Linked DNA regions of Homo sapiens: region 1 is linked to region 2. A link is a loop called in an ENCODE intact Hi-C map of the cell type or tissue named here. Cell type or tissue: MCF 10A. All regions are shown on one strand. Links, peaks and the distances in the headings refer to the core of each region. The heading gives the core; the rest is flanking DNA.

Region 1 (15,643 bases), core at 3,688-11,687, 1.8 Mb before region 2:
GTTTTCTCTCAGATGGGAGCTGGGAATGCTCTGCAACTGCAGACAGAATTGGAGTGTGTGCCTTTGTCCTGGGAGCAGGAGGGAGAATTCTACAGACACCACGGAAGCGCGAGGCATTTGTCCTGGGAGCAGGAGGAAGAATTCCAGACACCACGGAAGCGCGAGGCGTTTGTCCTGGGAGCAGGAGGGAGAATTCCAGACACCACAGGTGCGCGAGGCGGATCTGTGCTCTGAACAGGTTCAGGATCATTGTTTGGTGACTTCCCCTCTCACAACAGCCCACAGTACAGGAGGAGGATGCCTTGAACCCACACAACTACCTTGAATTGTGGCATAACTGAGGGAAAAAGAAGGCCAGTGAATCATCGTCTAAGTGGCGTTTGCCTATAGGTAACATTATCTTCCTGTTCCTGGGAAACAGACAATAGAAGATTAACATGAAAAGAAGTTCCTCCTACTTGCATTTCTGGCCACCAAGAGCCAACAGACCTTTAAGAGTTTCCTTGTTTGCTTGTTGGCTTCTGTCTGTCTGCAGCAGCTCATTTACACAGAACTGCACTTGTTTTGCTGGGGCCTCCATCTTCCTTTAGCGGGGGCTTTATGTAAGGACTGTCACGTGGAGGCAACACTTCTGCTGAGCAACGTGCCCAGCCCCGCTTAGATGTCTATACTAGGGAAGCTGTTACTAGAACAAGTAACGTCACAAGGTGCTCCACCTTCAGTACGCTAAAACCCCGAGAGGGCTCTGTCTAGGTCTCAGATTTGTCAAACACAAATCACACTTACTTTCCAACTCCATTGACTTAACCCTGGGATCATTTACTCCAGGCATAGATGGTAGCTTAAATTTGAGCTTAGATTTTAATCATGGGTTTGTGCTATATTAAGACTTAACAGTCTAAGATATATGTAAAATGAATAAAATGTTTAACCCACATGAGGACTAAATTTACATGATGCCAACTCCCACCAAAAAAAAAAAAAAATCAGAAAAACAGACATTTGGACACAAAGTGACCAGGAAGTGTTCACCTTACGGGGTGCTGACATTACGCCATGCCGGAAGCTCTGGCCACGTGAGAGGACCAAGACATCGCTTTTCTAAGATGAAATAAACACCAGCATGGAATGTTCTTGTCTTTGTATATTTAATTGGAGTTTTACAAATTTTTTTTTAATCTAAACCAGTGATTTAATTCTGGCAATCTTGTTGGACGGCGCGACTCACTCGTGTTCTACCAAATGTGGTGGCTGTTTCTGTGCTGCCTGGTGAAGCCACATCAATGTCATAAGCCCTCTGCTGCCCTGGGTCTGTGGCAGTGGTCCCCCCAGGGGACACTCAGCAGTGACTGCAGGCATCTTTGGTTGTCACGAAGGGGTGGATGCTCCTGGCATCTGGTGGGTGAGGCCCAGGGGTGCCGCACAGGTCCCACGGTGCGGAGGACGGCCCCCACGGCAAACAGCCATCTGCCCCCACTTGCCAGCACTGCAGAGGCTGAGGAATCTGGGTGAAGAGCTTGCAACGTTGGCACGGAGTCTGGAGAATCCTCCCACAAGTTGCATGCTTCATTTTTCTTTGGTGGCATTCACAATGTGTGCTTTTCATAGACACGTGCTGTTTAAACATAGCTCTCAAATGGCTGGGATGTGAGCACAGGAGCGAGTTACCTTCAGTGAGATTTTAATGACAAAACAATCATCCTGTGAGTTCTGTTTCTAATCCAAAACGCCAGCCAGTCAGGTGAGGGTCCCCCACTCTGACTGTTGGGATCTGGTCACTCAGGGACAGATAGCAGGTTTCACTCAGCTACTCTGTACAGACAACCGTGCTCTAGGGGGCGGGGTGGTGAGGGGGGGGCCATTATCCACTGCTGACAGTGTCTTTAACTCTCCTAGCTTCCTTTATCTCCCTCTCTCCTTCCCTTCCCTCGCTCCCTTCCCTCCTGCCCCTCCCTCCTTCCCTTTCCTTCCCCTTCCCTTCCCTTCCCCTCCCCCTCCCCCTTCCTTCCTTCCTTCCTTCCTTCCTTCCTTCCTTCCTTCCTTCCTTCCTTCCTTCCTTCCTTCCTTCCCTGTCTTTTCTCTCTTTCTTTTTTATTGCAAGCAGTATGTTAAAAGCAGGAGGCCTCATCTGCGTCTGGACTGCGTACTTTATAAGCTAAAATTTAGAGAGCTGAAAGGGAGCAGCTACCTTACAACTTCGTTTATTTGATAGATGCAGCACTGTTTCCCATACAGGGAGACTTCACTTTAAATCGGTCTTATTTCAGAAACATTCTTGTCTTTACCTCAGCATTGGCTGTTGGTACATCTAAACATGACTTCACCATTCACAGCATGTAGTGGATTCGCCTTTGTGTGGACGATATGTTCACAAAGGTTTTCTTCTTGACCAAAACTTTAGTTGAGCTCCTCTGGGTCCTTTACTAGAATGCACCCGACCTTGGCTTCCCTCTCTGTGCTTGTAGGATCCAGTTTGAGCAAGAATCCTGCTAACTCAGTTTAAGAACAATTCCCCACCATCAGTGTCGGAGCATTTGGATATCCTACCACCCTGGCCGGCCATCAGCAATGACAGCAATGATCCCATCAAGTCCGTCTGGCCAGAAATCCCTTCTCCTTGGTGCTTCCCGTGGGGAATTTTCCATCCACTGACCCCAATCTGCTCCTTGGTTGTAAATCCCCACTTGTCCTCATTAGGGTTTGAGCTGAGTCCAGTCTCCCCGACTACAGGAGCTCATTGCATGGCGCCTGGACCTCTTGCCCTGCCCACCCCGCTTGAATAGTCTGGTGTACCATCTTTAACAAGTGGTAAATTTTTTCTCGAATAGTACCACAATTTCTTTCCATTCTCGGCTAAATAGTGCCTGTCCTAAATTCCATGTTAATCCAGTAGTTACTGAATGTCAAGTGGTATAGAATTTTTGTTATCTCACATGATGAAATCTCTATATTATATTTTAGACAGTACCTTCTTTTTGGGAGAGACAGTGCCTAGACTTTGTAACATTAAGTGCTTCTTAATGTTACATTCTGCTTAGAATAACTGTACAGCTTTGTGGTCCAATCTTAATATTTAAGAGACCAACTCTCAGTGGCATTAGAATGTGTGTCTCTTGATGGCTTTTCTCAGGGATCTTATAGTAGATACTGTTCTTTTGCCTTTACTCTTCCAATTTAGAAAGAAGTGCAGCTGGATAGGTGGAATGTTTCTCAGTGGGGCCACTTGCACTGCATGTGAGATGTCCTGAGAGGAGCCAGTGGCCCTGGAAAAGGAAGGTTTGCTTTCTAAGAGAAGCTCCAATGAGGACGTCACTGCTTTATGGCGCTAAGAGTCTCTAGATCCTTAATTTTGCCCATGGTGTCAAACTTCGCAAGGCTTGGAGCCTGACGTGAGTGATATTCCTGCCATTTCAGTGAGAAAGAGCATTTTGGAGAGAAGAGTAGCATCTCTACATACCTCCGATGAGAAGCATAATTGCCGGTGATATGTCCAGAACCATCACAGCCAGGCGTGGGGCACCTACAATAAAAAATGCAAATTGTGTTAAAATGGAAAGAAATAAAGTTCCCTGAACAATTAACTTTTTTTTAATCCAAAAAGCAAACTAACTCTATTGCTTCACTTCCTACTTGAAAGAGGCTGAGTGGAGCCGGAAGCTCCCTCATGGAGCTGGAAGTCACCATGACCACACACACACCTTCCAGAGCACCGGGAGCTTCGTGGCTGCTCCGCTCCCCACAGTCTCTGGAGCAGATGCCGCACTTTTGGTCCCTAGGCTGCTCATTCTAGAACCTGTATTCCCTCCTAACAGCCCGCCTTTCCTCCCCTCATTCTTAAAGCTCAGCAGAGCCAGCAACCACAGGGCTTGTTACTGCACCAGCCCACGTGGGAAGCAAGGCTCACACATGAACAGACATGCCCTGGGGTCTGAGAGAATGGTTTTAGTCTGAACTCAGACCCCAGCACTGCAAAGGCACCCCTTCCACAGACTGGCCAGGGCTGCGGCCAGCCTGGGTGGTCCCAGGGAGCAGTGAGGGTATCGACCCGCATCTGGACCATGGGAATGCAGGCCGACTGTCTTTCCGATGACCACTGTGCACTCAGGCAGGTTTGATAGACCTTAAAATAGTTGTTACTCTTGAGCGACATGAAGAACATAAATCAGTTCAGATCCACCAGGTCAGTCAGTGGAGAGGCTCTGAACAGTTCATGGGGACATACACTCATCTGCTGAAGCCTACCGAGGCAACCCCATCCCGTTTCTTAATTAAGGTCTTGCTATTTCTCTAATCAGAGACTTTTTTTAAGAAAAAGAGCTTTATAATTATATTGCCCTCCATATAACTTCTTAACTATGCTGTCTCAAGAATAATGAGATCAACTTCTTAACTATGCTGTCTCAAGAATAATGAGATCACACCGCAAACACATTTTCACTTTGAGCTATTTCAGTTGCATTTGCGCCCACCATGAATGTAAAAATTAAGAAAAAATTCCCTTTATTTCCATTACATTTGTAATTCTCCAAAAATGACAAGGAGAAAGCAACTTAGTGAGCAATATTACACCTAGTAGGAAGCATCAAAGCATACTCCATGCCCCTTCCCACCTCAGTGAGTACCCGAATTCTTGTCAAGATCAAGAATCACAATTTAAAAATATTTTAATACATGTCTACTGCTCCTAGAGATTTCAATTTGCTTTCCACTCAGAAAGTCACTATGGATAGGGTACTGGGGGCTGAGACCAGGACGGCAAAGTGCTTGCTTACAGGTGGGCTTTCTCAAGATCAGAGGAGAATGGCAGGGATTAGAGTGGGAACACATGACATTGGCCGAATTTTAAGTGTATGAATGTCACATTTTGATACTTGGATGTGTAAATGGTTTTCAGTACTCTCCTTTAGTCCTAAGAAAGGGAACAGAACTCTAGATCTCAGGGTATAGAAGTGGATGTTTTCCACATCATATTAGAGGAAAAGTCTAATTTATGACCTGCTCCCGGGGAGAATGAGAGGGTCACTGAGTGAAGAAGCAGTAAAGGGTTCTTCTGTGTGCTCCCATCACTGCTCTTCAGCCTAAGGGGAACTGGGGATTTTAAAAGAGGAGTTTGGGGCAGAACAGTGATGAGGTATTTCAAACAGCGTCTGCATATCATGAGCAACAACTCCAAATCCAATTGTTAGACCTGATTTTTGTTCAAGTAACAGCTGTTCACATATACTTAAAGTTTGATCGTAAGACTATTCAGTCAGTTGCTAAGTAATTATTGTCTAAAAAATAAATGACTGAACTTAACTAGCTGGTTTTTCAAATGACACCTTATGTGGGTAAACTCCAAACCCATATGCTTACATAGGAAGACATTTGAAAGCAACAAAAATCATTCTATCCAAGAGAAGCTAATCGTGGTGCATGTATCTGTATTAAAAATGTATCAAGAAACAAATTTTTCCTACCAGCCACCAATACATACTTGGTATTACTTTTTGCTTAAGAAAAGAAAAAGATTCTTAAACTTTCTAATTCAAGTACATAGTGCATGTTTATTTAAAATTTATTCATTTTAATATGGCTAAACATTTTTGAGATGTTCTTTTTTGTTGGGGCAGAAGGAAGTTGACTCTTCTGCTCAAATTTAAAGTGAGATATTATAGCCAAATAATTCAGTGAAAATCATATTTTTACTACCTATAAAAGTTTTTGTGGTAGTTTTTATGTGTTTAAATGTCATTTATGAAAGTATAATCCATTGTTTGATAAGAAAATAGGTGTTTTAACCAGCACCTGTGGCAACTTAATGTCCTGTCAAATACTTTTATTGCTTGGTTTATGTGTCCTTCTTGTTATAGGAGAATATGCCTTTTTAAAAAGCTTATTAATAGCACTTTCCCAATTTATATCTTAAAAATCCAAAGAACACTGGATTAATAAAATTTGGGAGGGTAGAATAAAATAATTGATGACTCTTGCTGCATTTCTCGGGTGGGATGGGGCTGTTGGAGAACCTGAACTACTTTGAAAACATTAGGTCTCAGTATAAATACAACTCACAACTGCTAACTTGGAGGGTGGCGGGGGAACACTGTGAGTTTTGTTTTGTTTATTGATTAGTCTTTAAAGTAGGGCTTTTTTTGAGATTACTGGGCCATCATTAAATGTGATTATGTAAAGAGATTAATGATACATATGGAGGGCTCTACCCAAGTCCGCTAAATAAGCACTACTCAGGTGCAGACTGCAAGCTCAAATGTATCTGTGTTATGAGATTAACGGAAAATAGCAAGTGTGCTGCTGAAGTCTACACCAATGGGGTTAGATGAGTGCTATGCCCTTAATTTTAAAATCAAATTAGGTTTCAGTAAAAAAAGTTTTTAAAATGTCCTTTTTCATCATGAAAACAAACAAAACTATATTGATTTAGCTCATTTTTAGAGCTTTCACTGTACTGAGGAAGAAAAAAATCATTGGAAGGAGGCTTTTCTCTCTTAAAAGGATTGTTCTCATTTCCAGGATTTCGAGTTGGGCGGGTGGGGCGTTCATCCCAGGCGTGCCACTTGCTAGCCGCGTGAATGAATGTGGGGAAGCTGTTTGGCCCGAGAAGGCTCACAGTCCTCCTGGGCCTGACGTCGTCTCCTTCTCTTGAGACGCCTCTCCACCCGCCTGCATAGGTTCCTGTGAACGCCACAGTTCAGGCTGCCCTCAACGTCCTCACTAGCGCCCAGAGCAGAGACATGCTGGAAACACTGGCTGTGTCTCCCTGAGATAACCAGCCCCCGGTTTTCGGGGGTGGTAATTCAGCTTTTCCGTCTTTAGGTGGTGCTTCTAGACCACATAAGGCAGCCCAGAATGGCTTTTCAAGGGTTCCTCCTTCCAACCGCTCTTGGTATCCATTTTTATGTTACTGTTCAAGAATTTAAGGCTCTTTAAAAACTCATAGATTTACATACAAATTTCCTAGCTTTAAGAAATCTCAACATTAAAAAAATACAATGTTCTGAAGTCGATGGATGGGGAAGTGACTGTTCATCTAACAAAAGGGATCTTCGCCTCTCAAACGGAGTCAGCTCCAGGATCCTCGACCACGGGCGTGGCGTGAAATCGATTTACAAACACGCGATTTGTATCTGCCCATCTAGGAGCATTGCCTTTTCCACGAAGGAAGCCCAGGTGGGACAATCAGCATCCCCCGTGGATAGAATCAGATGGCAGCCTGTGCTGCACAGCTTGGGTTTGGAAATGGCAGAAGAGATTGACTGGGTTTCCATGGAAACGGCCTCTCAGCTCCCTTTCAGGGAGGCTGCGGCTCTCAGCGCTGCAGCACTCAGGCTGCTGGGGAGCAGAGTGGGGTTGGAAAGAGCACCACTCACCTAGCGCCCCGCCTGCTTTCCTGACAGTTACCACGAACAATAACAGCAAGGCTATTTTAAGTTCCTGTAGATGGTTAAGGTGTAAACTTGCATTAAATAAAACGCTTGGTTATATATACATATGTATATATTTTCTTTTCTATTCCAAAGATACTATTGCTAAAAACAACTGGAGAAAGAAGATGATGAACAAATAATCTTGAAACCCACACGAGCTGCCCCACGGATATTTTCAAGACAAAAATAGTCCTGATCTTGCTTCATCTCTGGTCATGGGTTTGCCTGAGATTAAGAATTTAAGAGAAATAAAAAATAAAAAAAAAGGAAGAAGAATTGAAGAAAAAATAACTTTTGGTTGTACATATTAAGAGAAAATAACTTTTGGTTGTACATATTACTATCTGGTTGAAAAAATGTGTCTTGTATAGACATTTACGAGTGGTGATGGAAAAATCATAATAAAATATTTTAAGCAGTATTTACATTACAGCCAACGTGCAGAATTCAGGCGAATTCTAAAAAAACAAAACAAAACAAAACAAAACCACCCAAGCAACAACAAGAAAACAAAAAGTAAAAGACAGGGACGCTCAGAAGCATTTGGAACTCTGACTTTAAGGCAAGAGCCCTTGTCAGGTAGAAACATCTGTTCCTGTTGCTTTTGCAGATCTGAGGCATCTGAGGAACCCTTGGACTTGACCCCTTGTCCCCTTTGTGCTCCTGGCCTTGTCTTTACTATTCACCACCAAAGAAACAATCTCTGTGAGCCTGTGTAAGAAGCGGCATTGACCACACGTCCATGGAGGTCATAAGATGTGTCGGCTAACATAAAAGAAGAGCTCGAAATCTAGGCATTAGAATACATCATCATAAAAAAATCATATTGTTTTCCATTGGTGCACATCACGCAGCTGGGACGCTCACCAACTGGCTTTTCAGATGCCCTCTGATGTGTCCTTCCCAGGACATAAACCCATTGCTGTGCGGATTCCCTCCCATTTACAAAACCATAACCTGAAGCAGGGTGGTGTACATGAAACAGCTGTGTCTACCGACTGAGGCTGTATTGTAGCCAGTTATTCATACGAATGTCTTGAAAGTGCTCCCTCTAGGGTCTATCATCCCATCCTCTCTCTTTCAAAAGGAAATAGTATGGAAATTAAATAAATGCTTGCAGTTCTACTAAGCAAGGCATTGAAAGCACGACATGCTCTTCAGGATAGGGCTGCCTCTAGTTAAATGGATGCTCACAGTACAGCACATTTTACTGCCTAAACCCACTTTACATCAATGCTGTTAGAAAACAAGGCAGAGACTCCTGGAGACAGAGGCCAGGAAAGAGCCCACAGCACAGACATTCATTGTCCAGGGGTCAGGACAAGCTGCCACATGCTTTTGTTAGACACACGTGTTGAACACCCAGAGTCAGTGAGGACAACCTCCCACCATCACCTGCAGAGCAAGTGCACGCGGAGGCTCAGAGGCCACAGGCCTGGGAGGCAGGGCCTGGGAGTCCTCCCAGCCTGACTCAGTGTTTCACAGGAGCATGAACACGAGGCAAGACCCAGCCAGTCATCAGGGCCTGGGAGTCCTCCCAGCGTGACTCAGCATCTTACAGGAGCATGACTGCGGGCCAAGACCCAGTGGGTCCACCATCATCTATCTCCAAATCAGTCTAAAGGGAGAACTACCTGGAAGAGACGCACAATCTCTCATCTTGATTGAGTTAACTACTTATTTATTTTTTTTAAAAGTCTTCTAAATGAAGGCTAAAAGGACTCCCAGAATGTTTCAGCTCTGTCTGGATTAATGATCTCTGAGGCTGCCCTCATCTAATTGAGTCATTCCTCAAAGGCTCCCCGGATTTTGAGCTCAGCAGCTAAAATGTACAGAACAACATTGAATATTTGGAGTAATAATGCAAATGTCAGATGGAGAGACTTTGAGTTCTTCTAAGAATTTCTCAGAAAGCCCCTTTCATGTGTCTTTTTTCATTCCTTTGTTTCATGGTAGCTCTATCATGGAGACTTAAGTAGTAAAACACAAAATATGAAAAAATAGATTTTTTTCTTTATCCCCCGAATTAAAACAAAATAACAAAAATGTATAATCAGGCCTTACCTATAGGAGAAAAACATATTTGTAAATCAGAATGATTCTGGCCACGTGAATAAGCCTTTGCCCCACTTACATGGAAATTTCAATTTTAAAACTTGTTTTTCACCTAAACAGATCTGGTTCTAAAAATATGTATTGCTCCGAAGCACCAGAGACATGGTAAAAAAAATTTTTTAAAATACATATTACTATTTTTTTTTTTTTAATTTGAGACAGAGTCTCACTCTGTTGCCCAGGCTGGAGTACAGTGGTGCAATCTCGGCTCACTGCAACCTCCTCCTCCCAGGTTCAAGTGATTCTCCTGTCTCAGCCTTCCCAGCAGCTGGGATTACGGGCATGCACCACCATACCCAGCTAATCTTTTGTATTTTTGTAGAGACAGGGGTTTCGCCATGTGGGCCAGGCTGGTCTCAAACTCCTGACCTCAAGTAATCTGCCCGCCTTGGCCTCCCAAAGTGCTGGGATTATGGGCGTAAGCCACCACACACAGCCTAAATATATTTTTTAATTTTGATTCTTGTTGTCATATAAATGGGAAACAATAAAGAAATGTAGAGAAAGGCAAAATAAAGACATTTCAAATAGGAGAAAAAGGCTCGATACCCATTTTTAGTCTGCACTGCTGCAACTTTCTTTCCAAACAGAAAGAGACCAGGCTACTTAGGAGTAAGCAGTTCAGAGCTGATCCTCTGCATCCGACTGCTCCACATCCTCAGATTCAACCAATGAAAGATCAAAAATATTCAGAGAAAAATGATAAAAAACAATAAAAATAATACAAATTTTAAAAATACGCTATAACAACTCCATCAATAGCCTTTACTTTGTATTAAGAATTGTATGTAATCCAGAGAAAGTTAAAATGCATGAGAGGATGTGTGCAGCTGGTAGCAGGGACAGGAGCCCCCTTGGATTTGGTATCCTCAGGGGTCCTGGAACCAACCCCCCAGGGATGCTGGGAAACAACTATCCTGTATCACTTCTGGCCAATTTCTTAAAGAGATTTCCTAAAATTCACGGAAAGGCAATTCTTGTAAATCACTCTGCAGTTTGTAAGACATTCAGTGATTTTGTCTTCTTTTGGAATTCCATGTGAAGTATGCGTATTTTGCACTTTCTCCCACGCTAATACAGCAGTGCAAGATCCCGCATGGGGCGTTGATATTTTCCAAGCCACCTTTTGCTACCTTCTCCCGGGTGGAGTCTCTGCTGCCTCCCCCATAGGCACCTCAGCCTCCCTGCCCGGTGCCCTCTCCGAATTCCCTTTCCCAAAGCCTCTCATTAGGAAAGGGTGCGGCGGCATGCCTGCTACTTGGAAGTACCAGATACTGCAAGAGTGCTGCACACACACCCTGACAGCCTGGGGGAGGGTGCTCTTGTCACTAAGCTTCAGCCACTCTGGGTCTCCCGGGAGGCTTTGTCCCTGAGATTCTTAGAGGGTCTCCCATTCGGCTTGGTTTCCTGAAAGTCAGGTGAGGGTTTTTTACAAAATGATGTCTAGGATATTCCAGTATTAGGAAAACCTACACATTTCAAAGTGTGAAGTAGACTTGCCTATATTTGTGGCATTTAGGTGGAATGCTTGCTTTCTGATATATGTAACCTGTAAACAAAAAACACCTTTCTTTCTTTTGGTTCCCAGCACTTTTCTTTTTAAATTACACTAGAAAATAACAAAAAATACATGGGAAATAATTTTAAAAGTACCCTTATCATAATTTTTTAAAAATTTCTTTTTCATGACGCAGATGAGATTTTGGAATGGGCTAGGCCCCAGGTTGCTCAGAACGTGCAAGGGTCATCATGCAAATGAAACACCAAAGTTCTGGTTGTAGGGCCTTGTGGCTGAGAGTGTGCAAGAACTGTGAAGTTATGGCTGGCAAAATAGCAACTGGGCGAGTGAAGAAGCATTATTAGTTGTATGATGCCCAATAACTGTAGTAACCAGAACACACCTAAGTTTATCTGGATGACATGCAGATGGTATCACCCGCTGACAGCAGGAATATTGGCCAGGGGATTTACACCGTGGCTTGCGGCTCCAGTGCCTATATTAGCACTGGGTCAGCCTCTCACCTGCACCACGTCCCATCCAGCCGCCCTGCCCCCTGGCCCTGGTGCCCTGATACCCTGGAGGACGCACGCATGCTGCCCCAGCGTTGGGGACAGCGCGCCGGATGAGAGGGGCTCTGGGAAAGGGGACCCGGGCCGCGCTGGTGACAGGTCTGTCTCCACTCCTGGGCTTGTTTTCTGGGGATTCTCTCGCTGCGGTTTGGCTGTTTGGGGAGCACCCAGGGGCTGCCACGGCAGCGTCACTGTCCATGCTGCATGCAGTTTGTCTGTTTCCCGACCATGCAGCCTAGGACTCTTCACTTATCCCTCTGTGTTGATCATGCTGCCCTCGTTGCCAACACTGCGAACCGCTGCAGGGCCGAAAGGCGCCCCAAGTACATCCAGCAATAGGCTCCTGTCCAGTGCGGCAGAACGTACCTAGCACATCCTGACGTCCCATTCACTTAACGGGATGTGTCCATGGGAACTGCTGCCAGAGCACATGCACGTCCAGCAGCAGTGGAGCGGCTAAGCAAGAGGCTGGGGCCGCCGGAGCCAGTATTGGGGTTGGACTCGGAGGACCCATGCAAAAAAAAAATACAAAAGGTGACTGGTGCAGCTGACGCAAGGCAACAGAAACGCCACCCCAGCCTCTCGCCCTCGCGTGGAAGAGTGAGTTTCATCCAGGGCCTGACGCATTCAAACCACACGCTCGGGATGCAGGTGGGGCCCCCAATTCCACATGCAAAGGGACCTCACTCAGGGCTGGGATGCTGGGGCCTGGGGTCGCAAGAGAGGTACTCACCTTGAGTTGATTACACGGAGCCCTAAGGCAGCTAATGCCATTTACATGTAGTAAAAACATGTTTTAAAATACATTTTATGCAGCTTGTTGCAGGGAATTCCTTTCGGGCGGTGGGATCCGGGATGAGATGTGTAAGACTGAGCATCTCTACCTTACTCTCAACACGGCCATTATTAGATGGTCTGGAGATGCTTTCACAAACAGTCCTTTGTCCTTATCACTCTCAGAGGCAAGGACTGTTTGTCCCTTAGGGTAAGGAACCCGCTGTGGGATGAGGAGTCATTCATCCTGGAGGGTTAATGGTGGGGGCTGGGAGCGGTTCTTTGCAAGGGCTACTGCCTCGACAGCACCAATTTTCCAACACCAAGAACCCACTGGATTGCCTGTGAGACTAAGACGGAGGATCCAGCACCACCACGGCGACCACGCTCATGGCCAGCACCACCACTGCTCACCTCACACACACACACACTTGTGCACACACACTCACTCCTAGCCCCAGAGGGCACAGAGGGAAGCGGCGACAATGGCCAAAAACTCAACACAGCTCAGATATTGTTTTTTAAATCTGAGGACCCCGAGGCCCTGAGGAACTGAAAGAGCCATTCTGTGGGGTCAGACACAGACTCCTGTGTGTGCCTGGAGGGGTCCTGAGGGCAGCGACTTCTTCCACTGCTGAACTGGGGCATGGGGACGGCCACTTCCTATCTCCCTCCGGGAGGGTTTAGACTCCTTTTCAGTTACATAAGGGAGGTTCAGAGAATTCAAAAGCAGATCAGTTTCCAAAAGCTGGTAGACTTCAGCTTGCCTTAGGAAAGGCAGGTCTTCCAGGACAGGAGAAAGGAAGGATTTCTAGAGCCACCTAGACAGGAGGGGATGTACATGTTTTTCCTCTTCAGCAGAAATGTTGATCCTCATCCTTTACATTCGTGTTATTTTTGTGCTATTTTTTCTTGTTTGCCTGGTTTGTGAATCTTTTTTTTTTTTTGTAGCCCTTAACTTCTCTCATAGGGAAAAGATTTGTATTCTAATCGGGGTTTGGGGGGGTGTTAAAGACGCTGTGCTCTGCCTGCAGCCTGTGTAATCCTAGATCTGCCTGCAGCCTGTGTAATCCTGGATCTTCCTACAGCCTGTGTAATCGTGGATCCTCCTACGGCCTGTGTAATCCTGGATCTGCCTGCAGCCTATGTAATCCTGGATCTGTGTGCAGCCTGTGTAATCCTGGATACTCCTCCAGCCTGTGTAATCCTGGATCTGCCTGCAGACTGTGTAATCCTAGATCTGCCTGCAGCCTGTGTAATCCTGGATCCGCCTGCAGCCTGTGTAATCCTAGATCTGCCTGCAGCCTGTGTAATCCTGGATCCTCCTACAGCCTGTGTAATCCTGGATCCTCCTGCAGCCTGTGTAATCCTGGATCTGCCTGCAGCCTGTGTAATCCTGGATCTGCCTGCAGCCTGTGTAATCCTGGAATTCGCTGAGATTTTTCACACTCGGGGGTTACCTGATGTTTTCTCTTTCTTCCTCCCAAATTCTGCCTCGTGCCCCTATCCTCTTGTTTATAAGTATGATTTTAAAACTTTTTTGGGGTTTATTTTCTCCTCTTTCAGCCTCTTATTTTATTAAAAATGGAACATATTCTTCCTTTCTACCACGGAATCTGCCTTTTCCCTGATTTCAAACCTTGTTTCATTTGTCAAATTTACAAATTATTTCACAGACTTAATTTTTCAAGAGGTTTTTAAAAAAAAATCAAAAAATCTTTATTTTGCAGGCAAGGAAACAGATGTAAAGAGTTAAGTACCTTTAAGGTCAAAAAGGAGCAACAAAGCTGAGATTACAGGAACCATCTCTTACCTTCTGGTGCGTTTTGACTGCACTAAACTCTTCTTGCCGGTTCCCTTGTTATCAATAATGCCCACCCCTAAATCTAGAATCTATAATGTGATCTATGGGGTGAGTTCATTTGTTTTTAAAGCTCAAGGGCTCATTCGTTCCTCTTTGTGCTTTTTATTGATCAGTTCACATGGACTTTCCAGGTCATATAAAATTGAGAAGATTGAAGAAGATTCTAGGAAAGAAAATAAAATGTATCTAGACTTCTGTGTCAGGAAGTAGCCATCCATAGCAGTTGCTAAAAATTACACTGTCCTCTGCTTCTCATGTCTTCCCTCTGGTTACAAAGAGGGCCAAAGAGGGCAGAGAGAGAGGTTGGAGCACCTGCTGCAAACGCTGCAGGGATGTGGCCGTCTCATATTCTGGCTCTGGAATCAGTGACGTGTGTTCCCTGGGGAAAGACGAGAATTGGCTGAGTGGACAGGGGAGAGGGAAAATCAAGAAGGAGAGAGGTGAGTAGGGAAGATGGGAGAAGAAGGAGAAAGGAGGAGGAGAGGAGAGGAGGAGCTGCTGCAGGTGCATTACAAATACACCACAGATCCTGGAGACTCTGGTGTCCAACAGGAGGCTCACAACGCTGGAATGATCCAGGAGGCCAGGGATACAGGGCTGGCCCAGATGGACACTGGGAATGGTAGCGTGTCCAGATGTGAGATGCTGGGCACCCCATGGAGATGGTGGTAGCTTTGGGGCTCAATCCCTGCTCTGAACTCTTGGAGAGAAAAACAGGGCCTGCTTCCTTGAGGCTCTCGACTTTCTATTGGGTGCCTTAACCAAAGATCCCTAACTCAGGAGAACTGAGTGTGGAGTGTGCTGTTTTCACGGATCCTGTGGCCTTTGGGACTATAAGCCAAGGTGCTGCCAGCAGGCTTAGTCCACGCTGGCCACCTGCAGGAGAAGCACAGGCCCTTTCCCATCTGGAATCTGTTTCAAGAGTAAGTTAGGGAAAGTAGGCTGGATGAAAAAAATGAAGATGTGCTTACAAGAGCAAAACAACAAGAAAACTGCAATCCACCCAAGGGTGAGAAGACTGAGCTCAGATGTGTTGAGATTCCGACATTCATCCCCACAGACTTCCTTTCACATGACGCCACAGCAGTGTGACAGCCACGCTTGCAGAGTACTGTCCCGCGCCAGCCCGACCCCCGGAAGGATAGAAACGGCATGTCCCACTCCAGGCCCAAACCCCGGAAGGATAGAAATGGCATGTCCCGCTCCAGCCCGACCCCAGGAGGGATAGAAACGGTATGTGCCGATTGTATTCCGACAGTGGTGGCGACAGTGGAAGGACTTGAACCATGTCACTTGAGAAACAAAAAAGGGGGGGGCATTTGGGGATATTTGGGGGGATAGTTAGCTCAGAGAAGAGGAGGGAAACAAATGACTCCTTTAAAATAGATGGGAA
Region 2 (15,643 bases), core at 3,674-11,673:
GGCTCCCGGCGCCGCCCTCGCTCCCTCCCACCTCCCAGCCCTGTCCTGAGCCCCCCGGCAAGGGCTCTGCCGTGCCCACGCCTGCCCTGCCTGCCCTGCCGGCCCCTGCTGCCTGTGGCTGTGCCTTAAGTTTGTTGCACACATACAAGTGCTCACTTTTCAACCCTGCCTTACCCCACAGCTGTCGCCGGTGTGCGCGAGACGGAGAGCAAGATCTACCTGCTGGTGAAGGAGGAGAAGCGCTACGCGGACGCCCAGCTGTCCTGCCAGGGCCGCGGGGGCACGCTGAGCATGCCCAAGGACGAGGCTGCCAATGGCCTGATGGCCGCATACCTGGCGCAAGCCGGCCTGGCCCGTGTCTTCATCGGCATCAACGACCTGGAGAAGGAGGGCGCCTTCGTGTACTCTGACCACTCCCCCATGCGGACCTTCAACAAGTGGCGCAGCGGTGAGCCCAACAATGCCTACGACGAGGAGGACTGCGTGGAGATGGTGGCCTCGGGCGGCTGGAACGACGTGGCCTGCCACACCACCATGTACTTCATGTGTGAGTTTGACAAGGAGAACATGTGAGCCTCAGGCTGGGGCTGCCCATTGGGGGCCCCACATGTCCCTGCAGGGTTGGCAGGGACAGAGCCCAGACCATGGTGCCAGCCAGGGAGCTGTCCCTCTGTGAAGGGTGGAGGCTCACTGAGTAGAGGGCTGTTGTCTAAACTGAGAAAATGGCCTATGCTTAAGAGGAAAATGAAAGTGTTCCTGGGGTGCTGTCTCTGAAGAAGCAGAGTTTCATTACCTGTATTGTAGCCCCAATGTCATTATGTAATTATTACCCAGAATTGCTCTTCCATAAAGCTTGTGCCTTTGTCCAAGCTATACAATAAAATCTTTAAGTAGTGCAGTAGTTAAGTCCAAATAGTGGCAATGGGGTCTTGAATTACTACCTTTTAATTTCTATATGGAAAAGAACTCACTTTGACCAACACTTCTGTAAATTACATTACAATATAGGTTCCTTCACACTATTATCCATGTAAAAACAATTTTGCTTTGCTTCAAACCCAGATTTCAGGAAAACAACAACAAAATTCTCCAAACTTTACTACTAAATGTGTGGAGTCATTTTGTTCTCTTAATTTTTTCAATAGCTGTATTAGTTATCTTTTATTTTAATTAACTTTTGTAGAGGTGAGGTCTTGCTATGTGGCCCAGGCTGGCCTTGAACTCCTGGGCTCAAGCGATCCTCCCACCTCTCCTGAATAGCTGGGACTGCAGGCAGGAGCCACCACACCCGGCTTGTATGAGTTATTTATTGCTGCCTAACAAATTACCCCAAAACTCAGTGGCCTAAGAAAGATTGATTACCTCCCAGATCAGGAATCGGCACAGGGCTTAGCTCAGTCTTCTACTTCAGGGCCTCTCCCAAGCTGGAACCAAGGTCACTCCTCGTGTGGTTTGTGCAGAGCTCAGGTCCTCCTGGGTTGTTGGATGGAGGGCCTCAGTTTCCCACCAGCTGTGGGTCACAGGCTCCCGCAGTTCCCTGTCACAGGGGCCCTTCCCCTGGGCTGCCCACAACATGACAGCACCTTCCTCAGAGCAGCCCAGGAGAAGAGCCGAAGAGAGAAGCCGCAGCCTTTCCTAAGCTCACCTGGACATATCCTGCTGTCTGCATCCATTTGCGTTGCCACAAAGGAAAACCCGAGGCTGGGCAACAGATCAACAAAGAGGTTTATTTGGCTCACGGTTCTGCAGGCAGCACCAGAAGCGTGGTGCCAGCATCTGCTCCTGGTGAGGCCTCAGGCTGCGTCCACTCTCAAGTGGAGGGGGAGGGAGAGCCGGCACTCACAGAGATCACATGGGGAGAGGGAAGCCACGAAGAAAGAGAGGGAGGTGCCGGGCTGTTCTGCATAATCAATCAGCTTAGGGAACTAGCAGAGTGAGAACTTGCTCACTAGGGTAAGGACTGAGGACAGCACCCAAGATACTCATGAGGGTTCCGCTCCCGACCCAAACACCTATTTGGCCCCACCTCCACCATGAGGGTCACATTTCAACATGAGATCTGGAGAGGCCCAACAGCAAACCACAGCACGTGCCTTCCCTCTGTGGTGCTCTACCAGCTTGAGGCGAGGCACCGGGTGCAGCCCATACATGGGGGTGAATACCAGGGGGTGGGGACCACTGGGGGTCAGTTCAGAAGCTGCCTGCCACAGTACCTCATGGTTTTTTTTTTTTTGTATTTCAGAATCCCAATAAAAATAACAAGTATCTTCATTTTTAAAATAGAACACACGTACATGTACATTCCCTCCCAGCTGGTGTTGTGGGGCGAGAGGGAGCTGTGGAGCTGGCTCCCAGGGGTGGGTGTATTTGTGCACATCCTGTGAGGGAGGCCCCGACGGCCCTTTGTTCTAAGTTATCTATTCTGGGTGTTTGTACAGTGAAATGCCTTGGAAGATAAAGATAGTGTCTCCCTTCCCTGTCTCCCCACCGGAGAAAAGGGCAGGTTTGCCCGCAGCCTTGGAAAATAGAGTGTCTCGTTCTGTGGCAACAGGCAGGCATGGTTACTGTCCAGCATAATAAAGATGATGTCTCCCTCCAGGAAAGAGTGCAGGCATGTGTACTACCTGCTAGAGAAGAACCGGGTTCCCTAGGCTCAAGGGTCCTCCCTGTAACGGACCCACTGCATGTGCGGGTGCTGTCTGCCTTCTTCCTGAACCCCTGAAGGGAGTGGAGCCCAGGATACTGGTGCAGAAATGCCAATACCCCAGCTATGGCTGTTGCTGTAAGTAACAAAGTCCTTTATCTCTGACCCAGAAGTCTCATGTCTTCAGCCAGCACCCATGAACCTGGGACTGTAAGTAGGGTAAAATCTCAGGCCTTTCACAGTTCTTGACAGGAATTTCTTGATATCTCCTTGAATTTAATTCTCATCTCATTGGAAGGACATAGCAAACAAGTTTATTCCGGACCTGAGTGGTCCCTGGTTTGTTTGGATGGGAAGAGGAGCACCTTGTCTTCATGGAGCAGGTTCCAGGGAATGATGTACAGCTGGAGAAGCAGGTGCCGCTGCCTCGCCTGCTGGAAGGGAGCCCGTCAGAGCGACCAGGCTTTTGCTTCATTGGCGCAGACTCTGTGTATGAGAGATGGAGTCTTCCTACTGGTGCGTATATCCTTCTGGTGCTTACAAGCTACTGCAGCCATTAACTCACCCCTCTATCTGCTCACCCATGCATTCATTTACTAAGCAGTCAGTTTGAATATTTCTCCGTTTCTGACTCTGTCAGACCCATGGTTTTCTGTGTGGCAGTTCCAACAATGCCTGGAGTATAGCTGAAGAATTGGGGGATGCTGCTGTGTTTGTGTGTTGGGGGGCCAGGCTGTGTGTGGGGAGGGTTGTCACTGAGCAGGTCATCTCACTGAATGGGCAAGTCCTCAGTGGTCCCCACTTCTGGTCTCACAGGCTGTGCCCTGCTGTCCATCATCCCCGTGAGGACGCAGAGCCACTCCCTCAGCCCCCGCACCCCTCATCCCCCCATTGCCTCTGAACTCTCTGGTTCGCTGAGGTGGCCTTGAAATATAGGGCCCCAGACAGGCTGCAGGGGTTGCGCGTGTGATGACACAGGGACCATGTGAATGTAATTGGTAATATGTTCAACGCGACACACACATACGTCTAAGAAGCAAAAATCCTCCTTTACTTCAGTCAACTTTGCTCTAGTTGAGGGTCAGTCTTTCTAGGCCTTTTTCAAGAGCATGCACACACTCACACACACACACATACACACACGATTAAAACGTATCTGGAGAATGCCTCGGGGGTGGGCATTCTTTCTCACCTTCTTCATCAGCAACCTGTCTTGGGGCAATTCCCATGCTGCCCATGGGGCCTGCCTGCTTCTCCCATCCTGCCGCAGAGTATTCCAGAGTGTGGCCGCTGGGGGTTACTCACCCATCCTCTCCCGATGCCGCTGGGGGTCGCTCACCCATCTTCTCCTGATGCCCCTGGGGGTCGCTCACCCATCTTCTCCTGATGCCCCTGGGGGTCGCTCACCCGTCCTCTCCTGATGCCCCTGGGGGTCGCTCACCCGTCCTCTCCTGATGCCCCTGGGGGTCGCTCACCCGTCCTCTCCTGATGCCCCTGGGGGTTGCTCACACATCCTCTCCTGATGCCCCTGGGGGTAACTCACACATCCTCTCCTGATGGACACTAGCGTTGTCTCAGCCTTCACTCCCTGGTGATCACTAACGCATCCTCTCCTGATGGACACTAGCGTTGTCTCAGCCTTCACTCTCGCAACCCAGCTGCGGTCAGGCTCCTTGACTGCACCTTGATGTGCGCCGGTGAGACCCTATCTGTAGGGGAGAAACAGACCTGGAGGTTGAATGGCTGCACTTACAAATTTGATAACCAATCCAATGCCAAGTCTGGGCCTGTGAGTTACAGGCAGGAGAGGAGAGACCAGGCTCTGCTGATGATGGTGCAGTGGGCAGGTGTGGGGCAATGGGCAGTGGGTGTCCTGGGGACAGCAGCGCCAGGGAGCCCGGCAGCCCTGGCAGCCTCTCCCACTCCTGTGCTAGTGATGAGTCTGGGCCCTCAGGATGGGAGCAGGAGAGCTCTTTGGCCTAGAGAGGTTTGTCCTCTTTTCCATTTCTCCCCCCATTAAGGAGCAGAGGTAATTATTTTAATGGATGAGTCTTATTCATTATGTGGAGTGGCTTCTCCCTGACACGTCTCCCAGTCACACAGGAAAGCATGTCTTCCCATCTGTCTTTGATGAGGCTTTCACATGCTCGAGGCTGCTCTGCCCAGGCTGGGGGAGCCAAGACGCTCCTGACACTGGCAAAGCTCTCGTGCACACATAGGGTGTCAGCTCTGTGCATGTGAGGCTGGCTGGCTCTTCCTCACCTGCACGGCGGCATCCACTGCCCACAAAGCCTCCCTGGCTGCCCCAGGTCCACCAGTCCTGGAGGTGCTGCTGGCCTCGGGGATCCTGCAGGGTCTGGGGTGCTGCCCACAGAGTGGGTGGAGACTCTGCTTCCATGTGCGGACTCCTGGCCACAGGGAAGGCCTGCCAGCTGGGCCTCCATTCCCCTAGGGCTGCCCACAGCATCTTTGTCCAAGTGTCCACGGGGCTGTAGGCTGTCCACTGCCCCCCATTCTCTGCTCCAACACCAACCCCTGTCCTCCTGCAAATCCATGTGGGCAGACGGCCGCCTCTTCCACCAGCGCATCACACGACCCGCTGTGTCCCAGGCTGGGACACGACTTCAAGTGACAGTGTGATCTTCATGAAGTTACAGAAACATCCTAAGCCTCAGTTTCCTCATTGGTGGAGTGAATGATTTTCATGCCTCCCACTGGGGCCTTGTGAGGATTACATGACACGATGTGTGTAGGGCGGTCGGCGTGGCAGAGTACTGGGTGTTGAGTACTGAGTACCTGGCCCCGTAGAGAAGCCTGGGTGCCAGGCAGTGGTGAACATAGCCCAGGACAGTACGTTCTCATGCACGCCGTAGACGGGTTCATAGAAACGGCAACACACGTCATAGGTTCTTGGAAATGGCAGGCTTGGGTGAAATGGCAGTTAATGAAACCAGTTCCACAATGGGCGCGTTAATGAGCAAGACTGAAGTGCCTAGGGTGTCATTCTGGTCACAGGGTCATCACCAGACTTCGAAAAAAGACCCCAAACACTTCTTTTTTTTTTTTTTTTGAGACGGAGTCTCGCTCTATTGCCCAGGCTGGAGTGCAGTGGTGCGATCTCGGCTCACTGCAAACTCCACCTCCTGGGTTCACGCCATTCTCCTGCCTCAGCCTCCTGAGCAGCTGGGTCTACAGGCGCCCGCCACCACGTCCGGCTAATTTTTTGTATTTTTAGTAGAGACGGGGTTTCACCGTGTTAGCCAGGATGGTCTCGATCTCCTGACCTCGTGATCCACCCGCCTCGGCCTCCCAAAGTGCTGGGATTACAGGCGTGAGCCACCGCGCCCGGCCCCCAAACACTTCTAATATTAAATACTGAAGTAAATGTGGTTTACACATACATTTAAGAAAGATTAATAGAAATAAGATCCATGTTACCCAGTGATTCTGGTTCAGGGGTGCGGGTGGCCCACGCCTGACCTGGCAGCTCAGGGTGCAGGGTGGGCTCCAGCCCTGGAGAGGACGCTGTCCCATCGCAGGGCAACACACCCGCACTCACACAGGGACCGGGCAGACACACCAGGGACTCACGTGCACACGTGTGGACGCGGGAGGAAACCAGAGTGCCCAGAGACAACCCACGCAGACATGGGGAGAACAAACAGACGCCACAGACAGCGGCCCCAGCTGGGATTCAGTGTTTTTCCTCATCAGTGTTACAACGAAGCAAGGTTGGATGAAACAATTCGAGGACTTGCTGCCCGTAGCTTCCCCAGCTACAGCTGTTCAGCAGCGTCTAAGACGTTTTCCAAATTTGTTCTGTGAGGAACTGGACGTGATGCATTAGTGCCCTGGAAGGCACGGAGCCGTCATCTGTGGGTCTTCACCCCTTTCTCCCCTCTTATGTCTGATTCTTGCAGAAAACAAGAGCCGTTCGGCACTGGCTGCACAGTGCCCTCAATTGGAAGGGAAGAGGGCAGCGCTGGCTGAGAGGGCAGAGGAAGCCGGGACACCTCCTGGAGGAGGGAACACTCTCTGGGTTCTGGGGTTTAGGGAATTAGATAGCAAAGCCCTGTTCCAGGTTCCTGCAGGAGCTCCCACTGCTCCTCCTGGGGGCCGGAGTGGCATCCACAGGGCTCTCGGGGCAGCCAGGATTCCCTGTCTGTGGCCGGCCACCGGGCTGATGGCCCCTGAGTTGACCCAGGCAGCCTGCCTTGCCAGGACTGATGCTGAGCGCTGTTTGCTGGCTACTGAGTGAGAGAAACAGCGCACCACGGTGACTGTCAGGTGGAAGCCTGGTGAGGCCTGGGCAAGCGGGCAGCTGCAGCTCCAGCCCCAGCAGCACCTTGAAGCCCCTCGGCCCGGTGAACATGTGGGCCCTGGCAGCCACCTGCCCCATAGTTCTGTGGGGGTCAGCAGTGCGTGCACCTCCCTTCCAGATGCTCTGCTCCTGGGGCGTCTCGCACTTGTCTGGGGCTCAGTTTACTCCCATACAGGCGAGGAGCTTGGGTACAAACACCTCTGCCTCCACACTACCCCTCCCATGTGGGTACCCACTGTCACGCAGTCCCCACCCTGCAGACCCTCCACCAGGCTTCATGGAGGGGAGTCTGTGTTAATAGCAGGCACAGTGAAGGCGCACGGGGCCTTTCTTTGTACCTGGTTAATTCAGCAGTGTAGGATTATGCTTGCTTTAAAGCAAACGTGAGGGGCTATAAACACTGGGCCTGAAGTCAGAACCATTACCCTGATTTTATTCCCATAACTTCCGAGGAGGAGACCTATTGTGTAGACTGCAGAATCTGATCTGCAAAGTAGGAGGGAAACGGTTTGGTTAAGGAGAGAGCCGGGATTTATTAGGTGCTGCATTGAGGCATGACCGGAGAGCTGGCACGCGTGTATTTCTCAGAGCCCTCTGAAGCGTGGGCTGAGATGGATGAGCGCAGACACACAGCCTGGGGCTGCCCGGCGGTGGCGGCGGATCCGTGGCTCCATACTGCCATCTAGTGGGAAAAGAGGACGAGGACGGCGGCGCCCACACAGGCGCGGGGAGGTTTGCAGAGCCACGGAGGGCGCTCAGGCCGCCGATGCTTGCGGGAATTCTTTTTGGGTGGGTGGGTGGGTGGGGGGGGTGTGTGTGTGTGTGTGTGTGTGTGTGTGTGTGTGTGTGTGTGTGTGTGTGTGTGTGTGTGTGTGTGTGTGTGTGTGTGTGTGTGTGTGTGTGTGTGTGTGTGTGTGTGTGTGTGTGTGTGTTAGGAAGGGAGACGAGTTAAAGGCGTAGAAAGGACAAAGAGCAGGCGGGAGCAGGAGGCAGAGGCCGAGGTGTCAGACTCTTCAGAAAGCACCCGGCCTCGCTCCGCGTGAGTTCTCATCCTCAGTGGCACCCACGTTGTGTCCCTGCGGTGACAGCAGCCACGTAGACCTGACGACCGAAAGAGCAGTCAGGAGAAAGAAAGGTCACTTTGGCCGTTGATGGCAAAGACGAACTCTGGATGGAGGCTGGGCCAACCCCATGCGGAGCTCCATCGGCCGGGGAGGCGGGAAACATGCCCGGCGTTTCTTCAGGGGCAGGACGAGATCCCTGACAGATGTCGCGTGGCTCTCAATCGTCCTTATTCGCGGGCAGCTATTCATCCGGATGCTCCTCCCTTAGGCCTGAAACTGCTCTCGCGCTCTGCCCACGCCGTAGAAGGCAACTCAAGGTCACTGCATGGAAACCGTGCCCTTCGCTTCCCCTGTGGGCCCATCAGGGTCTGTGGCCGGTGAGGGCTGAGGTCACCAGACGCAACCCGGCTCAGCTCAGCAGTTCGGAACCAAGAACCACACGTTTCTTAGTTGCAAGCAGGAAAATCGCAGTCGGGCTAATTTAAGCACAAAGGGAATTTGTTGAAAGCGTTTTGGGAGCTCGCAGGAATTCTGGGAGGCCCGGAGCCCCGCCTCGGTGCGTGTGGAAGGGAACAAAGCCCATGGATTGTGCCGCCCACCACGACCTGCAAGGGCCCCTCGGCTGCCAGCAGCAGGTGCGGGTGGTTGCTAGGCTGCCCGCTGTTGCTATGGAAGCGGCTGTGCTGCTGTGTTTGCATTTCACTAGCTTCCTGTGCAGAGCCTGGGGGCCGGTCTGTCTGGTACCTAGAGCTCGGGGCCATTTTGTGGGCCTGCACAGGTTGTGCACTGCACAAATCCAGAGCCACTATTCATAGAGCTACAATCCGCACAATTCTACATGGAAGCTTTGTAGGCGTCCATGCCTTAGATACAAAGGAGGCTGGGAAGCACATATTTTTCCATTTCTATGGTGGGAAGAAAATGTGTTTCCTAAGGATGGAGATATCCCAAACAGCGTATATCAGTTAGCTTTTGTTGTGTAACAAACCACCCCAAAACTTTGTGATTTTTTTTTTTTTTTTTTTTTTTTTTTGGAAATGGAGTCTCGCTCGTTTAGCAGGCTGGAATGCAGTGGCGTGATCTCGGCTCACTGCAGCCTCCCGGTTCAAGGGATTCTCTTGCCTCAGACTCCCAAGTAGCTGGGACTATAGGCGTGTGCCACATGCCCGGCTAATTTTTTGTGTTTTAGTAGAGATGGGGTTTCACCGTGTTGCGCAGTCTGGTCTTGAACTCCTGAGTTCAGGCAATCAGCCTGGCTCAGCATCCCAAAACGCTAGGATTACAGGCGTGAGCCACCACGCCTGGCCAAAACTTAGTGATTTTAAATAATAACCATCCATTTAACCATTAATCTTAACTCTGTAGTCAGCAATTTGGACTGAGCTAAGCTGGGCAGTTGTTATGGTCTTGGCTGGGCTCACTCTGGTGTCTCTGGGTAGCTGGTGGGGTGGCTGGTCTCCAGTGCATCAGCTGGGAGGCCTGTCTGCAGCCTGCAGATTCTCACTTCAAGTAACTGGCCTGAACATGTCTGCAGGGTGGCAGCAGCATTTTGGCGCTGCTTCAAAAAGAGTGGGTGCACACGGGGCCCCCCGAAGCCTCCACTCAGAGCTGGAGCATCACTCTGTCTCCTTCTGTGCCCCAAGTTGGTCATGAGGTGAGCCCAGGGGTCAGGAAATAGACTCTGCCCATGATGGGAGAAGCTGTGGAGTTCCATTGCACAGGGGTGTGAGGGACTGTGGCCACGTTTGCAGTTTGCCACTTGTGTGAAGGAAGTTCAGATGTGGCCAGAATCAGGACAGACATCCATTGTGGCAGGGTTTGGAGAGGAGAGGGAAGGCCACTCCAGGTGACCGGCAAGGACTGGGCATGTGTTGAACTGAAGGCCTGGTGGCCCAAGTGGACCTGCGTCCTGCCAGCTACGATCCAGCCCTTGCCGCTTTCCCTGAAGGTGTGTCAGGCACTGTGAGCTGGGGTAGGTCCTTCTGCTAAAAAATTCCATCACAGTTTGTTGGGGGATTGTGGCAGCAGTGGGTGTCGAGAAGACAGTTTCTGGCATTGCTCTTGGGCTCAGGTACCACGAGGGTGCTGCCAGACCACACCGAGATGCTCTGCTCATCCTTGATGACCTCAAGCTCACCTCGTTTCCCTCATCCCGTGGGCCATGATGGTGCGTGGCAGAGCTGAGGGAAGACTCTGGTGAGGGCCAAGCCTATTCCAACATGTCCTGTGTATCTTTCCCGCTCCTGCTACCCCTGTGCTGCAGCCCTCAGTCTTATTCTAAGCCTTTCTCATCCCTCATCCCCCATCAGGCTTCCCTGCTGGGGTTTATCATCTATGGCTGTGTAACGAATTATCCCACGATTAATAGATCTTAGCTTGCATGGTTCCTGTGACCCAGGAGCTTGGGAGCAGCTTTGCTGGGTGGTTCTGTCTCAAGGAGTCTCAAGAGATTGCACTCAAGATATCTGCTGGTGCCACGGTCTCATCTGAAGGCTTGACTGGGCCAGAGGATCAGCTGCCAAGGTGGTTTGCTCACATGCCTGCGAGTTATTGCTGGCTGTTGGCAGGAGGACTTGGATCCTGCCATGTGGGCCTCTCTAGAGGGCTGCTGCATGACCCTATGACAAGGCAGCTGGCTTCCCTCCATGTGAGTGATCCAAGAGCCCTTGATGGGAGAACCTGCAAAGTCACATTGTAAAGAGGTGTGAGCGTGAGGAGAGGCGGTGGACTGCGACTGTGGCTGCATCCCCCACACGGGAGGAAAAGCAACGGCTGCAGTGGCTTTGATGGCGCAGCCTCGGAACCACGCTCTGCCATTTCTGTAAGGCCCTGCTGGTTGCACTGGGTGGTCCTGCTCAGCATGGAAGGGATTTACCAACGTATGAGTGCCAGGAGGTGAGGATTGCTGGGGCCGTCTAGGAGGCTGCCCAAGCTTGCTCCTTAGGGTTGTGCTTTTTCTAGATGAAAGCTAGTTCATCTGACCCACACATTCAGGTTATCATCTGATGGAAGCTGAAGAGCTCAAGACACACTCCCTGAGCACTTGTCACGAGCCAGACACTGCCAGAAGCTCTGGGATGACACAGTCAGTGCGTGTGACTCTCAGTGAACCCTCAGGTGTGCAGGAAACGTGACTGTCTTTTCTGCGTGTTTCCCTTCAGCTGAGTGGAAGAAACGTATTCTCAGTCAGTTCTGGACTTCATGCCCCATTTCCCTGGGGTCGTGTCACAGACAGGGCATTTGCAACTCTGCCTGGAAGGCGCAGAAAGAGGACCGCATGACTGTTTTCAGGCGAAGGTTGCCATGGATAAAGAAGCGCTTTGCATTGGCTGTGTAATGCGGCACAGCAAGTTAGCACGAATTAGAGGCTTAAAGCAGCATCCGTGACCTCCCTGTGTCTGTGGTCAGTGCCTGAGCCGCTCCCTGGACCCTCTCTCAGCCTGCAGTCGAGGTGTCCGTGGGCTACTCTCCTCCCTCTGCGGACAGGAACTGCTTCCTCGTGCACTCCCCAGGTCACTGGTGGGGTCAGCTCCGTGCTGGCTGCTGGCCTCTCTGCAGGGCAGGTTGCACCATGACAGCTGCTCCTTCAGGGCAATAAAGGAGAAAAGGCAGGGGCAGGGGTCAAGACGTAAGTCACAGGCTTCCGGAACTTCACCTGGAAAGTGACACCCATCACCTTTGCTGTGTCCTGTTCACCAGAAGTGAGCCACTGGGCTCCACCCACATTCGGGGAGAAGAATGGGGCGTGGATGCAGGTGGAGGGGGCCCAGCACCTTGAAGTTGCCCTACCCAGGCTGGCACATGTGTCCCAGGAGTGTTGTATGAGGGTGGGCAACATGGAAAACATGCACAGTTTATGTGACTGTCAAAGGAATGACTAGTTTGTTTGTTTGTTTTTTGAGATAGGGTCTCACTCTATTGCCCAGGCTGGAGAGCAGTGGTGCGATCACAGCTCATTGTAGCCTTGAACTGCTGGGCTCAAGCGATCCTCCCACCTCAGCCTCCCAAGTAGCTGGGAATACAGGTGTGTGTCATCATGCTTGTCTAATTAAAAAACTTTTGTTTTTCAGAGATGGGGTCTCACTGTGTTGCCCAGGTTGGTCTCAAACCCCTGGGCTCAAGGGATCCTCCCGTCTCAGCCTCCCGAAGTGCTGGGATTATAAGCATGGACCACTGTGCCCAGCCTTAGAATGACAAGTTTTAAGTATTTGCCTAATTAAAGGGACAGCATTAAGGAAACCACTGGCCTCTTGCAGCTGGAGCCATAAGACAAGCCTCGAGCATTGCCCCTGAGCTCTGCCCCTGTGCTTCTGCTGGAGCCCCTAAGCGCTGCCCTGTGCTTCTGCTGGAGCGCTGCAAAGCCTGTTGCCCGCTCCGGTGGGGGATGTGGGTAGCCTGCTGTCAGCAGAGCCAGCGAGCTCCCAGTGGAATGGGGCGGGGGGAGGAAGAGGTGGGAGGTTGTTGTGCCTGAAGAGTGGACATTTCCTCAACATCAGGTCCCCACCTAGTGAGCGGGACACCCACTTCAGCCAGGGGCTGCGCAGGGGTCGGGAGGAGCCCGTCCAGGCAGCCAGCACCTCCATCATCGCAGGCTGATCTCCTTGCCTCCTGGGAGCCCAGGGAGGCCGGGGATGGCGGCATTATTCTGAGGGTGCTCCAGCCCTTTCCATGAGAATCCTCATGTCTTGGCAGGACCAAGGCAGGAGGGTTGAAGCCCCTACGGAGCTCCGAGAACAGCCTCACGTCTGGCTCAGGCCACTGCTCTGGGACCACCTCTCTGCCAGCTCTTGTTCTCCTCCCGCCCCACAGATGGGTCCACAGGACGTCTGCTGTGCCACGATGGAAAGTTCTGTAGCTGTGCAGCCCAGCCTGTCGCCTCTGCCGCATGTGGCTGTTGGGCACTAGAAACTTACCTCATAAGACAGAGCATCCAAACTTTTAACTTCACTAAATTAAGTTGATTTTAGCGTTAGAGAAGTATTGAATTTAGCATAGCTAGTGGCTGCCACGTCGGATGGGGCAGCTAGCTGGCAGAGCCCTGTGCTCAACCTCTGGCCATGGCCCAGCAGCCCCAGCATCGCCCTGGAGCTTGGAGAAATCTCAAGCCTCAGGCCGTATCTCAAATCTGCAGCGTCAGAATCTGCACTTTAACCAGCTCGTAGGTGATTTGGAAGCACATTAGATTGTAGGAGCCAGCTCGGTGTGGAGGGCAGAGGTCAGGGTGTGGAGGGCAGGGGTCAGGGTGTGGAGGGCAGAGGTCAGGGTGTGGAGGGCAGGGGTCAGGGTGCCTTCTTCCATGGCTTTATCGGTGCCACAGCCTAGGCTTAGCGAAACCACGAGGATAAAAATAGGCCCTTCTGTTCTCCGCACCGTGAGCTTTGTGACTGATCCGAGGCGGCGAGCGGGGGCACTGCACTGCTGTGGCGGGGAAGTCACGGCTGACAAGAACTGCCAGGGACGAAGCCACGTGCATTAATTCATTAAAATACAGTCAGCTATGGAAGGCAGCATAGGATGTGGTTTCGTTCTTAAAGAATTTCATCTGGATGGGCAGACAGATGTGTAAACATGGACTCAAAGGCCGGGCGAGCTGAGATCAGACAACAGGCGCTGGACGCATCCTAACTACGGCTGGGTGGCGGGGCTGAGAGACGGGCTGGGGTTGGGGGTGGGGTTCTCAGTTGGAGGTGGCCTTGAGCCGGCCTTTCAAATGGCTTTGCTTTCCTCTGGGAAAGCTGGAGTTCAGGAGGAGAAGGCCGGTCAGGCCCTGGGGAAAGAAAACCCAGGAAGGAAAAAGGAGCGTGTGGGTGATGGATCTCCCTGGGACGCAGGTTGTCTTTCTGGAGCCCCAAGGGCCCCTGTGCGCGCCATCTGCTGTGCTGGGTTCTGGTTCCAGCTCAGTCCCTCCCTGCGCAGGTGACCTCGGGTGGCTTTCCTGCCTTCAAGGCCCCAGCTGATTCATCTGCAGAGTGGATAGCTTGCCCCGCAGGGTGGCTGTGGTGAAGCAAGGCAACGTCTGTTACTGCATGTCGAAGCCGGGCTCAGCTGTTTCTTTCTGCATGGAAAGTTCTTCTGCAGACAGTGGGGCCTTTGAAGGCAGGCGGCACGTGTTGTTTTGTATGCCACAGGCCTAGCATCCACTTGGCAAGGTGCCCTTTCTTAAGCATCTGTGGGCTTCTTTAAATTCCATGAAAATTTTGTGTGTATTTACTTTTTCTGGGGCTGAGGGGCTCTAGCCAAACCCTCCCAAGGGCCCCTGTCTTCTCTAGTAGGTCAGGACCCACTGCTGGGTGTGCTCAGTGTTTTCTGAGTTAATGATGATTAGTGAATAGGTGACGTCTAGAGATAAAACTTTAAGTCAGGTTACTGGCCGGACCAGGAAGGTGGGGGTTTCAGGCCCAGGCCAGTGGCCGGAGGCAGCTTTGTTAGGGACAGGGAAGGGCCCTGGGACCAGCAGGGACCATGTCTGGCTTCGGGCCTTGTGCGAGGGTCTTGCAGAGGCCTGCTTGGCTTCTCCGGGGAGGGGCTGCTCCCCCTGTTACTTCCACCTCTCTGCAACCCTTGTGACATCATACAGGCACAGCCAATCTCTGCAAAGTTCTGTCTCTACCTCAGGCCCCTATACATTCTCTCTGAGCTGGCACTCAAGCACCGTGGGACCTTGGCTGGCTTCTGGGGAGCAAGAGATCCATTTATGAATACTTGATTTCTGACTGCTGGGTGAGCTGGAGTGTGGTTTATAAATACCTTGCTATCTTTAAGGTGGGCTTTGCCAAAAGAATAGGGTGACAGAGATGAATTTCAGTCATGCAACGAACCCTCGACACTTGGAAGGTGACAGAGGGTAGATGGTGACAGACACCACTTTGTGCCGTTGAACTGTGTTGGTACCGGGCGTGGCCCAAACACCTGGAGGGGCCCCACAGGTGGGTCAGGCTTCTGGGCTCTGGTCACTGCTCTGTTTGGTTTCAAATCATGTGACTTTGGCCTTCTTAAAAAAAAATCTAAAGAGGCTGGGCATGGTGGCTCATGCCTGTAATCCCTGTACTTTGGGAGGCCGAGGTGGGTGGATTGCTTGAGTTGAGGAGTTTGAGACCAGCCTGAACAACATGGCAAGACCCCATTTCTACCAAAAATCAAAAAAATAGCCAGGCATGGTGGTGCGTGCCTGTGGTCCCAGCTACTTGGGAGGCTGACATGGGAGAATTGCTTGAGCCCGGGATGGGATTGGGGTGGAGGTTGCAATGAGCCAAGATCATGCCACTGTACTCCAGCCTGGATGACAGAGTGAGACCCTGTCTCAAAAAAAAAAAAAAAAAAACCTAAACAACTAAGGCCATGGTGAAGTAAACCTATATTCAAAACAAGAGTCACAAAGTAGAACTAAATGTAAATATATACCAAGAGTTGCCGGTAGTCAGGAGTCTCGTGCAGTTGACCTTGGGCTGCTCAGAGTCCCTGCTCAAGGTCACTCTAATTTTGTCCCAAATTTGAACAAACCACTTTTATTATTTCACCATAAATCTCATACTTTTGGCCAAAGGCTTCTTCGGAACTTATTGACAGCGATGACAAAGCCCCTGAAGGTTTTCTTCTTTACGAGGGAGTAACTCT

What was found. Peaks named below come from ENCODE experiments on the same cell type or tissue, not always from the same donor. Only the 100,000 strongest peaks of a DNase experiment are listed, where the experiment ranks them.
Region 1: a loop joins it to region 2, with 14 times the contacts of the local background. A loop is called at or near these places in 3 of 110 quality-filtered maps.

The regions. Positions count from the first base shown.
Region 1 is chr2:1,848,184-1,863,826 of GRCh38, forward strand. It overlaps MYT1L (myelin transcription factor 1 like), which reads right to left. Exons shown (of 25, transcript NM_001303052.2): 19 at 3,458-3,520. LOC107985838 (a long non-coding RNA gene) reads left to right here. Exons shown (of 4, transcript XR_007086191.1): 4 at 3,415-3,481. Among named protein-coding and RNA genes, the nearest start is that of PXDN, 110 kb to the left of the region's middle. In MCF 10A, for the core only: a CTCF peak has its summit at 6,826; no DNase peak of the experiment used is centred there.
Region 2 is chr2:3,643,546-3,659,188 of GRCh38, forward strand. It overlaps COLEC11 (collectin subfamily member 11), which reads left to right. Exons shown (of 7, transcript NM_024027.5): 7 at 182-1,099. The coding sequence ends at 573. ALLC (allantoicase) reads left to right here and starts at 14,655. Exons shown (of 12, transcript NM_018436.4): 1 at 14,655-14,749. RefSeq lists enhancers at 8,006-8,285, 8,396-9,144, 8,396-8,635. In MCF 10A, for the core only: a CTCF peak has its summit at 7,623 (motif pointing left); a DNase peak (open chromatin) is centred at 7,616.